2 separate regions of the Homo sapiens genome follow, and region 2 is linked to region 1. Evidence: chromatin contacts called from ENCODE Hi-C or POLR2A ChIA-PET data. All regions are on one chromosome and are shown on one strand. The core of a region is the stretch at or near the end of the contact, and the rest is flanking DNA. Distances in the headings are between cores, read along the strand shown.

What was found. A loop is a pair of places that touch in the nucleus more often than their neighbours do. ChIA-PET counts read pairs that join two places held with the same protein, here RNA polymerase II (POLR2A). Pooled maps may share reads with other maps.
Region 2: a loop to region 1 is called in a pooled map, with 2.7 times the contacts of the local background. The contact joins the enhancer-like site here to the promoter of THRAP3 in region 1. A Hi-C loop is called at or near these places in 2 of 50 pooled maps. POLR2A ChIA-PET finds 5 or more read pairs at or near these places in 3 of 52 experiments (AG04449, WTC11 and activated T-cell).

The regions. Positions count from the first base shown.
Region 1 is chr1:36,221,870-36,229,427 of GRCh38, reverse strand. It overlaps THRAP3 (thyroid hormone receptor associated protein 3), which reads right to left and starts at 4,985. Exons shown (of 12, transcript NM_005119.4): 1 at 4,923-4,985. RefSeq lists enhancers at 4,539-5,067, 4,899-5,108, 5,068-5,595, 5,509-5,808, 6,019-6,188 and a silencer at 5,239-5,358.
Region 2 is chr1:36,482,293-36,489,850 of GRCh38, reverse strand. It overlaps CSF3R (colony stimulating factor 3 receptor), which reads left to right and starts at 6,938. Exons shown (of 17, transcript NM_000760.4): 1 at 6,938-7,040. Within about 2 kb of position 2,792, at least 18 of the 41 ENCODE cell types and tissues checked have a DNase peak (open chromatin) inside an H3K27ac peak, as active enhancers do.

The DNA.
Region 1 (7,558 bases), core at 3,736-6,235:
AAAACAAAAAAAAAACAAAAAAAAAAACTGTAGACCAGACACGGTGGCTCACCGCTATAATCCCAGCACTTTGGGAGGCTGAGGCGGGCAGATCACGAGGTCAGGAGATGGAGACCATCTTGGCTAACACGGTGAAACCCCGTCTCTACTAAAAATACAAAAATTAGCCGGGTGTGGTGGCGGGCACCTGTAGTCCAAGCTACCTGGGAAGCTGAGGCAGGAGAATCACTTGAACCTGGGAGGCTGAGGTTGCAGCAAGCCAAGATCGCACCATTGCACTCCAACCTGGGCAACAGAGCGAGGCTCCATCTCAAAAAATAAAAAAAAATTAGTTCCCTTGAAAAATTAATAAAGTCAATCTTTTAGAAAGGGTACCCATGTCTCTTACTGCCTTGGTAAGCCTTGAGCAATTACCTTTTTCTTCCTTAGAGACAGGGTCTGGCTCTGTCGCCCAGGCTGGAGTGCAGTGCCGCAATCATAGCTCACTAATACCTTGAACTCCTGGGGTCAAGGGATCCTCCCACCTTAGCCTCCCAAAGTGCTGGGATTATAAGCATGAGCCACCATGCCCAGCCTACATTTTTATGGATTATAAAGCTGCATTATATGGTCTAGAACATTGTTTCTTAACTTTTTTGAAACTCTAACGAATATGGTAGAAGGAGAACACATTTTCCTTGAGAAAATGCACCCCTATTCAAAAATATTTTACAGAGTTCATGGGCTCCCTGGAGTCCACCGGCCATAGATTAAGGATGTAATGTCCTGCTGCAGGCTGTGCGTGGTGGCTCACGCCTGTAATCCCAGCACTTTAGAAGGCCGAGCCCGTTGGATCACCTGAGTTCAGGAGTTCAAGACCAACCTGGCCAACATGGCAAAACCCCGTCTCTACTAAAAATACAAAAATTAGGCCAGATGCGCTGGCTCACACCTTTCCCGACACTTTGGGAGGCCAAAACGGTCGGATCAATTGAGGTCAGGAGTTTGAGACCAGCCTGGCCAGCATGGTGAAACCCTGTCTGTCTCTACTAAAAATACAAAAATTAGCTGGACATAGTGGCGGATGCCTATAATTCCAGCTATTTGGGATGCTGAGGCTGGAGAATCGCTTGAACCCTGGAGGCAGAGGTAGCAGTGAGCCGAGACCATGCCATTGCACTCCAGCCTGGGTGACAAGAGAGAAACTCTGTCTCAAGAAAAAAAAATACAAAAATTAGCCAGGCATGGTGGCAGGCGCCTGTAATCCCAGCTACTCAGGAGGCTAAGGCAGGGAGAACTGCTTGAACCTGGAAGACAGAGGTTGCAGTGAGCCAAGATAGTGCCACTGCATTCCAGCCTGGGCAACAGAGGAAGACTCCACCAACAGAAAAAAAAAAAAAAAAAAAGAGGCCACGTGTGGTGGCGGGTGCCTGTAACCCCAGCTACTTGGGAGGCTGAGGCAGGAGAATCGCTTGAACCCAGGAGGCGGTGGATGCAGTGAGCCGAGATCGCACCACCACACTCCAGCCTGGGCAACAGAGCGAGATTCCGTCTCAAAAACAAAAAGAGTGTCCTGCCATGCAGAATATGTTTACTTGTTTCGAATCCAGGTATCACTCTGTTGCCCAGGCTGGCATGCAGTGTCATGATCATGGCTCACTGCAGCCTACAGAGACTATTAAACCTACTTACCCTCCAATCTCTGCTTCTTGCTCTTCCATCTCTATTTTCTTGCTCTGTCAGGTAACTACCATCTTCGGTCTCTTAACTAACATACCTCACAATCCATTTTCCATACTTCTGTGAAATGATTTTAAAACATAAATCACCCCTGAAACCCCTTCCTTCCTCCCTCCATCTGTTGTAGGCTGGGCGCAGTAGCTTATGCCTGTAATCCCAGCACTTTTGGGAGGCCGAGGCAGGCGGATCACCTAAGCGTGGGAGTTTGAGACCAGCCTGACCAACATGGAGAAACACTGTCTCTACTAAAAATACAAAATTAGCCAGGCGTGGTGGCACATCCCTGTAATCCCAGCTACTTGGGAGGCTGAGGCAGGAGAATCGCTTGAACTGGGAGGTGGAGGTTGCAGTGAGCCAAGATCGCGCCACTGCACTCCAGCCTGGGCAACAAGAGCGAAACACCATCTCAAAAAAAAAAAAAGTTGTAAATAATGTTATATATGTATGTGTCTATACATATTAAAGAGAGAGACGGCAATCCTTCCTACCATCAGAAGGCTTCAATGGCTTCCCTAATAACCTTCTCTCTCCAACTCATCTGTAATCACTCTCCAAAGTGTCAAACACAATTGGCCTCCCTTCAGTTCTGAAAGCACACTAAATTCTTCCCATCTTCCAGTTTGTGCACTTACTGTTTCCTCTACCTGGATACCCTCTCCTTGACATCCTACAAATTGGTTTCCTCACTCTCCCCAAAAAGAACTTCACTGACCACCCTTAGGTCTCCCCCTTTTCAGTGTCTATCAGAGTCCTGAACTGGACACCTCTATGTTACTTTTCTCAATTTGTAGTTTATTTGCTTACCTTTTGTGTTCCCCGCCCCCAACAATCCTGTTAAGTTTCCAAAAGACAAGACCTCATCTGTCATCACACCCTAATATATTCACAGGCCCACAACAGAAGCTGGTAAATGACAGGCTCTCAAGTAGTATTTGTTGAATAAATTACCCAATCAACCAGAGTCAAACAGTGAACAGATCTTAGATGTTTATAGAATATGTGTGAAAAAATCCACCAAAACCCTGTATTTGAGAGAATAGCATTAACCAGACTTCCTTGCATTCAGGATGTCAATATGCCCTACAGAAACAGGGTAGCGCCCTAAAATGCTTAGTGGTTAGGACTATCCATTCTAAAAATAATAAATCGTGGCCGGGCGCGGTGGCTTACGCCTGTAATCCCAGCACTTTGGGAGGCCGAGGCAGGTGATCCCCTGAAGTCAGGAGTTCAAGACTAGCCTGGCCAACATGGTGAAACCCCGTCTCTACTACAAATACAAAAATGAGCCAGGCGTGGTGACACACACCTGTAATCCCAGCTACTCAGGAGGCAGAAGCAGGAGAATCGCTTGAACCCAGGAGGCGGAGGTTGCAGTGAGCCGAGATTGTGCCCCTGCACTCCAGCCTGGGTGACAGCGCGAGACTTTGTCTCAAAAAATAATAATAATAATAAATCGTATGTCTGTGTACCCTCCCAGTCATCAACATTTCCCATCTCTGTGCTAATCTCAGAAATATTCCAAGCTTCCTCCCTCCAATTCCTCGGAACAAAATAGATCACTCTTTTTGTAATCCATATTTTGCAGGCTAAACCAAATTTAAAAGTACCTATATATTTGGTATTAAATAAATACACTAAGGTGGTACTACTACTACCATCACCACTGCTAAAATTGAACTGTACCTAGTCTACAAAACTAAAAACATCAGTCTCCAAAATTGGAGATCTTTCTCTGGTGTTAAAACGTTTAAAAAACAAAGAGATGGAATTACACTGGATATAGAGGTTTTTAATCAAATCACTTCTTACAGAAACCTCAACACAACTCTCTTACAAAATGCAATTAAGCCCAAATGGCTGCAGTAAAACTTATCATTAACGTATGAACATTGGCTCACAAAATACATCTCCCGGCAAAGAACAAACTGAGCCCGATTTGCTCCACAAGTTGTTCATGGCAGGAGCCGGTTTTGGCTATTTAACAAGCTTCTAAATCATAATACACACGTCAGACTGTCTAGAATTACAGAACAGACTACAACAGTACTTCCACAAACGAAAAAAGTCAGGGTCATCTGAAACAGAAGAAAAATAACGGTGTGATACACGCCTCATCTCTCTCGGCGCACACTCTAAAAAAAAAACCTATAAATGATGATATTACTTTTTAACAGTGGCTAAGTGATTTTTATTTTATCTCATTTAGTCTCCACAATAACCCTGTAAAGGGGTCACTGTTACTTACTGCTGTTTTAGTGATAAGAAAACTGAGGCAGCTGGAGATGAAGACTCTTGACCTAAGATCAAAAGATAGCAGGGCCAAGATTTAAACCCAAGCCAACTGGTTCAGGATACTTCTGTTATGCTCCCAACAGAAGCTTCACTGCCTCTCTCTTGCCAGGTCCTTCTATACTCTCAGAGGCTTTCCCTTCACCCCAAGTAACAAATTCCCCATAAACACTGTACTGCCACTGATGGCTTCCAACTTCTGTGCACCATTGCTGCTCCCCAGCTTCTGCTGCCATGCTCCACCCCTAAGATTTGTAAAGTCAAAGACAACAGTTGATAAAAGTTGCTTAGGTGCTAAGAGAAGCAAAATAATTCACCTCATATAAGCAGAACTCACGCCGATTGCCACTGGAATGCAAGCCGGCCTCAGCTCCAGCCCAAGAAAAAAGTGAGAACTCTAATATTCCCGTAGGAGACAAATTTGGACTATCCCGTTTTTGGCCACCAGGCTGGAAAGAACGGAAGCGGTACTAACATTTACTGAGTGGCAGCCACATGCGCCCTAGGAGAAGACCGAACCAGGCCAATGGGGACTGGGTGGGGGGAAGGGCACTCGGGAGTTCCGGGAAAAGAAATCCAAATAACGGGGTTCATACGACCAAAACGGGAGGAGTAGGGAGTGGCCGCCCCCAGGCCGACTGCAAGATAAAGCGGCGTAGGAGCTGCTCTGCAGAGAAGGCGACCAAGAGCCTTGGGAGCTAGGCCGGGGCCAGGGGAAGACCTAAAGGGCGGGGAAGGGGAGGAGCCGGAGGGAACGGAGCCCGCTCAGAAGAGGCCAGGGTGTAAGCTGGGGGGAGCGACTCCACGCCAGGCCTTCCCCGAGCCCCTGACCAGCAGCTGGGGAAAAAAGATAAGAGACGAAACCACTAGAGCCGGTTAAGCTGCCCTAACTTCCATCAGAGGCGCTCACTCACCTGGGCCTACCACAGAGATCGCAGCTGCAGCTCGCAACGGAACAACCAGCCCGAACCTCGCCCCCGCCCCACAGCGCGCCCAGCGTCTCCGCTCTCCGACGACGGCGACGGCGTAGACCCGCTGCCTCCTGGGAAATGTAGTCCTACGCCCTCCTCTCCTGGCCGACTTGGCTGCCATCAGAACTACGTTTCCCAAAAGACAAGGCGAGCGTTGGGCCCGCCGCTTTGCGTCACGCGCTCGGTTGTCGGCGGTCACGTGGGTTGCTCGGGGCCGTCCCCTCCCCCCGCCTGGGTGGCCTGGAGATGGAGGAGGGCGGTGGACGGAAGGGGCGGGGGCGTTGCTGACGCCACTGCCCCCACCATTTTGGAACCAGCCTGGAGGGAGAGTCTGAGCCCCACCCACTCCGGGCCAGCTTGCCTTGTTGAAAAGCTTCCGAGTTGGAAGTCGAGTCTCCCTGTTTTTGGTCTCTGCTGCGCTCCCTTCCGCTTTGTGACCTTGAGCAAATTCATCCCTCCTCTCTAAACTTGTTTCCTCCCCTGTGAAATGAGACTTGTAATTTCTACCCCACAGCGATGTTGCCAGGCTCCGACAAAGTAAGGCACAGGAAAGCCTCAAGCACCCTGAAAGCGCAACGCAAATGGAGGGGTTGGTTTGGTTTCGTTTTTTTAATTTTAATTGTGTGACCTCATTCGGAGACCCAGAAACCGCCTCTCCCCAGCCTGCCTTCTGTAACTATGATTTTCTGACTGTCGTCCTGGGAAGTTTGTTAAAATGGGTGCTACTGGGGTATTGAACCAAAAGTTTACCGGGGAGTGTCTCCCTGCAGTCTACATTTTAAACCGATCTCTCGGGTGATTCTTACCCACCTACAAATTTGAGAATCTCTGCGTTTATCAGTTTTGCACAGGCTGGTTTCCTCCGGAATTTCTGCTCTAGTGTCTCTGAACATTTAAGACCCATCTCATAGGTCATCTGTGATGCTTTCAAAGTTGACTAGCTCCTCCCTATGCCTGTGTTCCCACAGTAAGTTTGCATCTTACTCTGTAAGTATCGGGGCCTTCCCCGACAAGACTGTGAGCTCTTTGAGAGCCGAGATCAGTTTTGATGGATTTCTGCACCTCCAGAGAAAAGTAGACACAGTACACATCAATTAATAAAGAAATCTAATGCTCTTCCTAAGAGAAAAGCTGCAAGGCTCAACTCAAGTAGCAGACCACGCCACATCAGCCCTTGCCCTTAGTGGCTTCGGCAGCATTCCTTGCACACGGCTTACTCTTTCTTCCTTCTTTGAGCACTTCTTGTGGTCGACGTACTGCGCAGTGCTTCTTAAAACGTTCTAATTTAATTGATTTTATTTTTATTTATTTATTTATTTATTTATTGAGATTCTCCCTATGTCGCCCAGGCTGGAGGGCAGTGGTGCGATTTTGGGTCACTGCAACATCTGCCTCCCAGGTTCAAGCGATTCTCCTGCCTAAGCCTCCTGAGTAGCTGATTTTACGGGCATATGCCACCACCCGGCTAATTTTTCTACTTTTTGTGGAGACGGGGTTTCGCCACGTTGGCCAAGCTGGTATCAGACTCCTGACCTCAAGTGATCCACCTGCCTCGGCCTTCCAAAGTGCTGGGATTACAGGCGTGAGCCACGGGGCTGAACCAATGTAATTTTAAATTCAAAGATTTTCTGGGTGTCTACTGTATACAATGCCCAGTGTAAAATACTGGGAACACGGTAGTAAACTAGATGGATACCAAAATACATAATTTTGGCTCCCCTTTTAAGAAATACAGGCATAGGCCGGGCGCGGTGGCTCACGCCGGTAATCCCAACGCTTTGGGAGAACCGAGGCGGGCAGCTCACCTGAGGTCAGGAGTTCGTGATCAGCCCAGCCAACATGGCGAAACCCGTTCTCTACTAAAAATACTACAGATTAGCCGGGCGTGGTGGTGGGCACCTGTAATCCCAGCTACTCAGGAGGCTGAGACAGGAGAATCGCTTGAACCCAGGAGGTGGAGGTTGCAGTGAGCCGAGATCATGCCACTGCACTCCAGCCTGGGCGACAGAGCAAGACTCCGTCTCAAAAAAAAAGAAAAGAAAAAAAGAAATACAGGCATATCTCAAATATTGCAGGTTCAGTTCCAGAACACCACAATAAAGCAAAGATTGCAGTAAGGTTAGTCCAAGTTTCCCAGTGCATATTAAAGTTATATAGTATGTTTACATCATACTGTAGTCTATTGTGTGCACTAGTGTTATGACCTAAAATATATATACTTTAATAAAGAATATTACTTAAAAATGCTGTCAGCCTGGCGTGGTGGCTCACACCTGTAATCCCAACACTGGGAGGCCAAGGCGGGTGGATAACCTGAGGTCAGAAGTTTGAGACCAAGGCCAGGCGCAGTGGCTCACGCCTGTAATCCCTGCACTTGGGGAGGGCGAGGCTGGTGAATCACCTGAGGTCAGGAGTTCAAGACCAGCCTGGCCAACATGATGAAACCCTGGTCTCTACTAAAAATACAAAAAATTAGCTGGGCATGCTGGCGGGCACCTGTAATCCCAGCTATTCAGAAAGCTGAGGCAGGAGAATCGCTTGAACCCAGAAGGCAGAGGTTGCGGTGAGCCGAGATCGTG
Region 2 (7,558 bases), core at 1,543-4,042, 260 kb before region 1:
TAAGAAAAATTCTTCTGCCTTGAGATGCTGTTAATCTGTAACCCTACCCCCAACCCTGTGCTCACAGAAACATGTGCTGTGTCGACTCAAGGTTTAATGGATTTAGGGCTATGCAGGATGCACTTTGTTAAACAAATGCTTGAAGGCAGCATGCTTGTTAAAAGTCATCACCACTCCCTAATCTCAAGTACCCAGGGACACAAAACACTGCAGAAGGCCACAGTGACCTCTGCCTAGGAAAGCCAGGTATTGTCCAAGGGTTCTCCCCATGTGATAGTCTGAAATATGGCCTCGTGGGAAGGGAAAGACCTGAGCGTCCCCCAGCCCGACACCTGTAAAGGGTCTGTGCTGAGGAGGATTAGTAAAAGAGGAAGGCCTCTTTGCAGTTGAGATAAGAGGAAGACATCTGTCTCCTGCTCCTCCCTGGGCAATGGAATGTCTCGGTGTAAAACCCGATTGTATGTTCCATCTACTGAGATAGGAGAAAACCGCCTTAAGGCTGGAGGTGAGACATGCTGGTGGCAATACTGCTCTTTAATGCATTGAGATGTTTATGTATGTGCACATCAAAGCTCAGCACCTTTTTCTTAACCTTATTTATGATACAGAGACATTTGTTCACATGTTTTCCTGCTGACCCTCTCCCCACTATTACCCTACTGTCCTGCCACAACCCCCTCTCAGAGATGGTAGAGATAATGATCAATAAATACTGAGGGAACTCAGAGACCCGTGCCTTCGCGGGTCCTCTGGAGCACCAGTCCCCTGGGCCCACTTTTCCTTCTCTATACTTTGTTTCTGTGTCTCTCTCTTTTGTCAGTCCGATGAGAAACACCCACAGGTGTGGAGGGGCAGGCCACCCCTTCAGGGTCTGGTTTTGAAGGGCCTCAAAGGACATGAGGAAGACTTAGAAATTTAGCCCATGGACAGCGAGGAACCAATGGATGGATGCCTTTTTTTTTTATTTTTTGAAGGAGTTTTGCTTTTGTCACCCACACTGGAGTGCAGTGGCATGGTCTCAGCTCACTGCAACCTCCACCTCCCGGGTTCAAGTGACTCTCCTGCCTCAGCCTCCCGAATAGCTGGGATTACGGGTGCCCACCACCACGCCTGGCTAATTTTTGTATTTTTAGTAGAGATGGGGTTTCACCATGTTGGCCAGGCTGGTCTCGAACTCCTGACCTCAGGTGATCCACCTGCCTTGGCCTCCCAAAGTGCTGGGATTACAGGCATGAGCCACAGCGTCCAGCCAATTTTCTGTTGGGTGGTGACATACTGGAATTCACAATTTGGAAGAAGCACTCCAGCTAAGTATAGCAAGGGTGTATCCCAGGAATGAAGGCAGGGAGACCAGGAGGAAGCCGAGACGTCATCCAAGGAGACAACAATGATGGACTGGCTTCCTGCAGGGGCCATAAGGTGGGAGAGAAGGGACAAATCGCACTGGAAGGAGCGACAGACTGGATGTAGGGGGTGACCAGCAGGGAGGTGTTCAGGACCAGTTTAAGTTTCTGGATTCACCAGGACAGAAAAGCAGGTTTTTAGGAGAAAACATGGAGGAGCTCAGCTGGGAGGCGTGTTTAGTTTTGATGTGTGTGGAGCTTCAAGGGGAGCTGGGGGTCTGAGAGGCAGGACTATGAGGTGCTACTCAGGGTCATGCAGCATCAATATCATCTGTGGGTCTAGAATGCAGGCCTTCCCTCCCCACCACCACCACCACCGTCATTCCCAGGCCTGGGCCACCTTCTACCTCTGTTATGGCACCCATTCCAGCCTCCATGTCTTTGTTCTCACTGTTCCCCTGCCCAGCATACCTCCCCTCTTCCATACAAGTCCCACCCATCTGTTCAGTTCCCACCTCAACCAAGTGGTTAGAGCAAAGGTCCGAGGTCAGAGGTGGATGGGGCCTGAAAGAGTGGTGGTGAGTGTGGCAGAAAATGCAGAAGCCTTATTTAGAGCCCAGCTCAGCCTCAAAATGGCTGTGGGACATGAGCAGGTCACGTTCCCTCTCTGGGCCTCAGCTTCCCAACCTTTCAGGGATGAATAAGGAAAGATCCTTGAAGTTACAGATCTGGAAAGCGCCATAAGGTAAAACATCATCAGGACACTGAAGGTATACCACAGGACACACTCTACAAATGAGGAGAAAGCTTATGAAAAAAGACTTAGTGGCCCAGTGCGGTGGCTCACGCCTATAATCCCAACACTTTGGGAGGCCGAGCAGGCGGATTGCCTAAGGACAGGAGTTCGAGACCAGCCTGGCCACCATGGTGAAACCCTTTCTCTACTAAATATACAAAAATTAGCCAGGTATGGTGGCAGGCGCCTGTAATCCCAGCTACTTGGGAGGCTAAGACAGGAGAATCGCATGAACCTGGGAGGAGGAGGTTGCAGTGAGCCAACATCGCGCCACTGCACTCCAGCCTGGGCAAGAAGAATGAAACTCTGTCTCAAAAAAAAAAAAAAGAAAAGAAAAAGAAAAAAAGACTTAGTGGCATTTTCTCTGAGCCTTGAAGAATGAGTAGAATTTCAGCAAGTTGAGGTGGAGGTGAGGGAGGGCACTCGAGGCAGAGAGAACAGCCTGAGCAAAGGCCAGGAGGCGGAAAGTTCAGGGTGGGTTCAGGGAAGAAGGAGTGTCCAGTTTCTTTCTAAGTCAACAGCTCAAGGGCTTTTTGTAAGTGGGCTGTCCAAGCGGAGCAGCCTCCAGTAAACACCTGTTTGCACAATCGAGGTCACACACAGGGGCGCGTTTGCACAATGACCTGTTTGCACAATCTTAGCTGCCTGCTGTATTCCAGCCAACCCCGGCCCTGGCAGCTGAGCACCACAGCCTCAACTTCCGGGCACTCACCCCAGCTTGCCCACCTGGACCCCGCCCCGGCCCCTCTGAAACAAGCTGCTCCTTGACCTACCCAGAAGCCCCACACATCACAGGCAGTAACAGAAACAGAAACAACTCGGGGCTCAGTAGCTAGGCTGCCAAGAATAGGGTTCCCTCACCAGCACTCCCTTACCCAGGGTTTCCAACACACAGAGGCCTTGTCTGATGGAGGAGGGGCGGGAGGCAGGACAGCTGGAAGAGGAAGTATCCACAAAGCCGACACTGGGTGCGGGTAGAGGGGATGACTCCTCGTCTGTCTTGTGCTCTTCAGTGCACCATAGTAAACACTTATTAAGCATTTACTGTGTTCCTGGCTGTGTTCCACAAGCCTTACGGTCACTGATTTCTCTCAAGAATCCTATGAAGCCAATACTGTTAGCCCCATTTTACAGATGACAAAACCGAGGCTTAAAGAGATTAAACATTTGTTTGGAGTCACACAGGCAGCAAGTGGCAAATTGAAGCAGCCTGACTCCTCAGCTCATCATCTTAACCTCAGTACACTCTAAAGAAAGCTCTTCCTTAAATCTAACTTTCATTTCCTTAAATCTAACTTTTATTCTGGCTGCTGCAGCTCCATTTCCTGGTGCAGGTCCTCAACAGAGAATGGAGCACAAAGGAGAATAGTAGAATCTCCCTCCTAAATATTGAATTATGCAGAAGGGAACAAAGGAAAGCAACTTTATTGAACACCTACTATGCGCTGGTTACCATACTAGGCATTGTATTTCTGATAGCTAATTTAATTATCACAAAATCCCTGGGAGGAGTTATTATCACTGTGACAGATTAGGAAACAGAGGCTTGGAAGAGGTAAACACCATCTCCAAGGTTCTGCAGCCCAACAGATATGCATTGAGTATCCTCTGTGTGTCCGGCACTGTACTGAGGCTAGAGAGGCAGAGGTGAGAATACAGTTTCTGCCCTCAAAGAGTTCACAGTATAATGGAGGAGGCAGGCGGCCAACAGCCTACTACAGTATTACAGGATGAATGGGGAGAAGGGCCCCTAATTCAGCTTGACTAAGGTGTGGAAGCCCAGAGGGATGCTGAGCTCAGGCTGGATGCTTGAACTGGGTCAGGAACAGGACTCAGCCAGCAGGAGGTGACAGGCGCTCCGCAGAAGAAAGGCACAGGGTTGTTCCAGAGCCTGGGGCAGGCAGGGAAATACTAGTGAATTTGGCATGACCGGAGCATGACGGGCTGGATCTGAGGAAGCAGGGGCTGGTGAGGCAGGAGAGGGAGGCGAGGGTAACTTGCATGTCCGGTTCAGGAGTTAGGATGTGACGACGGGCCTCTGAAGAAAGACAGGGAGAGGAGAAGGATTGCAGGGCCATTGGCAAGGCTGAGACGGGAGCTCCATAAAGGCAGGAACTAAAACTGTGTCTCACCATTGTGTCCCTGCACCTGCTCCAGGAGCAAGTTCTCTGAATGATGAACAAAAGGCCCATTCTCCTTCATTAAGAACTGACTGGGGCCAGGCGCGGTGACTCATGCCTGTAATCCCAACACTTCGGGAAGCCGAGGCAGGCAGATCACTTGAGGCTAGGAGTTCGAGACCAGCCTGGCCAACATGGCAAAACCCTGTCTCTACTAAAAATACAAAAAAATTAGTCGGGCGTGGTGGTGCGTGCCTGTAGTCCCAGCTACTCAGAAGGCTGAGGCAGGAGAATCACTTGAACCTGGGAGGCAGAGGTTGCAGTGAGCCGAGATCGCGCCACTGCACTCTAGCCTGGGTGGCAGAGCGAGACTCCATCTCAAAAAAAAAGAATGAAAATAAAAATAAAAAATAAATTTAAAATGACCAGAAGGCCAGGTGCGGTGGTTCACGCCTATAAAACCAGCACTTTGGGAGGCTGAGGTGGGCGGATCACTTGAGGTCAGCAGTTCAAGACCAGCCTGGCCAACATGGTGAAACCCAATCTCTACTGAAAATACAAAAATTAGCCAGGCATGATGGCAGGCATTTGTAATTCCAGCTACTTGGGAGGCTGAGGCAGGAGAATCACTTGAACCTGGGAGTCAGAGGTTGCAGTGATCCAAAATCGCGCCACTGCATTCCAGCCTGGGTGACAAAGTGAGACTCTGTCTCAAAAAAAAAAAAAGAAAGAAAGAAAAAAAAGAACTAAAAGAACTGACTGGACATGGGAATGTGGAGAAAGGGTTGTAAGGAATGACTCCTGAGTCCCTGAGCTGCATGACTAGGGAGAGGAGGGGATGGTGGTTAATTCACCATGACAAGGTACGTGGGGATTAGAGACAGATTTGGTGAAGTGGGGGAAGATTCATCCAGTTGATCATTCATTCAACAAACACGCATGGAGGCCTTACTGTGTGGCAAGCAGTGTTATAGACACTGGAGATAAAGTTTTGAACAAAACAGATAAAAACTGTTGCTCTTATGGAACTTTCAGTCTAGTGGGGATTGAGACAGCCAATATCAGATGGTGAAAAGGGATTTGGGGGAGAGAGAGATAGGGAGTGGGAGGGAAGGGGCTTGCAAATTTTGAAAAGGGTGCTCAGAGAAGGCCTCAATGAGAAAGTGACATTTGAGCAAAGACCTGAAGAAGGGGAGGGACCAGCCCATGTAGCTATTTGCGGGGGAAAGAGTCCAGGCAAATGAAACAGCAAGTGCAAAGGCCCTGAGGCAAGAGACAGCATAACAAGTTCAAGAAGCAAAGAACACAGAGTAGCTGGAGCAAGGCAGCAAGGGGGAGAATAACAGGAGAGGGATCCAGGAGGTAACAGGGATACCAGGTTTTGTAGGGCCTTGTAGACCATCCAAAGGGCTTTGACTTTGACTCTGAATGAGACAGGAGCCATTGGAAAGGTTGGGACGAGGATGGGCTGATCAGACTTCTGTTTGATTGATATCGCACTGGCTGCTGAAGGAATTACAGACAGGTGCGGGAACAAGGATGAAATAGAAGCAGGAGAGCAGGCAGGGGGCTATTGCGATTATCTAGGCAATAGATGAGGGTAGCTTGGAGCTGGCTAGTATTGGTTTCAGTTATATTTATATTTTCCAAATATTATCATAAAAATATTCAAACGTAGAGCCAAGTTGAACTTTACAGTGAATACCCAGGATTCTGGTTATATTTGGAAAGAAGAGAGTCCATGGGACTCACTGAGCGAGCAGAGCCTGTGGGATATCTTGGGAGGGTTGCAGCAGGCAGTCAGGTCATTTGACTTGGAACTAGAACTACAGCCCTGGTCTGCAGCATCACACCAGACCCAGATGCCTCAAAAGGATTATATGTTAAGGACAGTCTGCTGGTCTGTTGGCACCTAACCTTTTTTGGGTTATGAATCCAATAAACTATGAGCAGTTTGAACCTTTCTCAGAAAATGCAAAGAAAATTATTTGTAGTTTTAGAAGAATCATGAATACAGACAATAAAAGACATAAAATGTAGTCTATTTCACTCAATTACAAAATATTCAGTGTTGCAGAACCATTGTGGGTAAACATTCCTAATTTTTAGTGAACATATAAAGACCCCGTGCCTCACCAAGACGTCCTCCTGTCTTGCCCCCAGAATTCCTGTTTCTCCATCTGCCTGGTCTATGGGCAATGCACAGAATACGTAATGAAGAGGGGAGCAGTGAGTATTGGGTTACACAATTCCCTGGAACCTGGAACACACCCTTCTGAGTACTGTGAAGATGTGGTCCCCAAGGCTAGAGCTGAAAAGAGGCTTAGGGCCGGGTGAGCCTTCCAGCCAGGGCCTGCCTCCAAGTGATGCTCCCCCAGGGCAGGGGGCATAAGGATGGCACCCAGCCAGGTGGGAGCCTGGGCCCTGCCCAGCCTCAAAGCTTTGAGCTCAGGAAATCCGGAGGCAGGGGAGGGGGACATCGTTGCCACATTCCCCAGCCCTTTAAGACCCCCAAGGCAGGAAGGCTGCCCGGGCCTCACCAGCTTCCCTCACAGGCTCCTTCCTGGGAGGAAGGGGCTGCCTGTGCCCTCGAAGGCGCAAGGGAGGGCAGGAGGGAGGCTCGGAAGGTGTTGCAATCCCCAGCCCCCGGGCCTGTCAGAGGCTGAGCCATTAACGACAGAGCTCGGGGAGAGAAGCTGGACTGCAGCTGGTTTCAGGAACTTCTCTTGACGAGAAGAGAGACCAAGGAGGCCAAGCAGGGGCTGGGCCAGAGGTGCCAACGTGAGTAGGGGATCCCTAGAGAGGGGCTGAGCCTTGGGCTTGATGGAGAGCTGGAATCCTGGGGCCACTCCCCACAGCTCTGCCAAGTGTTCATGTCCGGGGTCCTAGGCCTGGGGCCCGGGATTCGTCCTTTGGAACCCCAGCCCTGGACACTGAGTCTCTTTTCACAGGATGCCCCTACTTTTGGGGGTATTGCACCAGGGAAGTCACTCACAGCCAAGTATCTCCTTGGGGACACTGAGCTGGGCTGGGGACAGGCATAATCATTCTCCCCTCCCCATGCCTCTGTCTCTCAGGACGTGTGTGTCTGTGAGTTCCAGCCGCGCAACCCCTCCCCGTCTGGGTCTCTATTTCACTCTCTGTTTCCATCTTTCCTCCTCAGCTTCTCTCTGGCTTGCTATCTCTCTGAGTTTCTCTGTCTCGCATATTTCCTGCTATCTCTTGAATCTTAAACTCTCGGTAACAGACGCTTCCCGGGCTCCAGGCCTCCGAGTGCCCCCCCCCCGCCCACTCTCTGG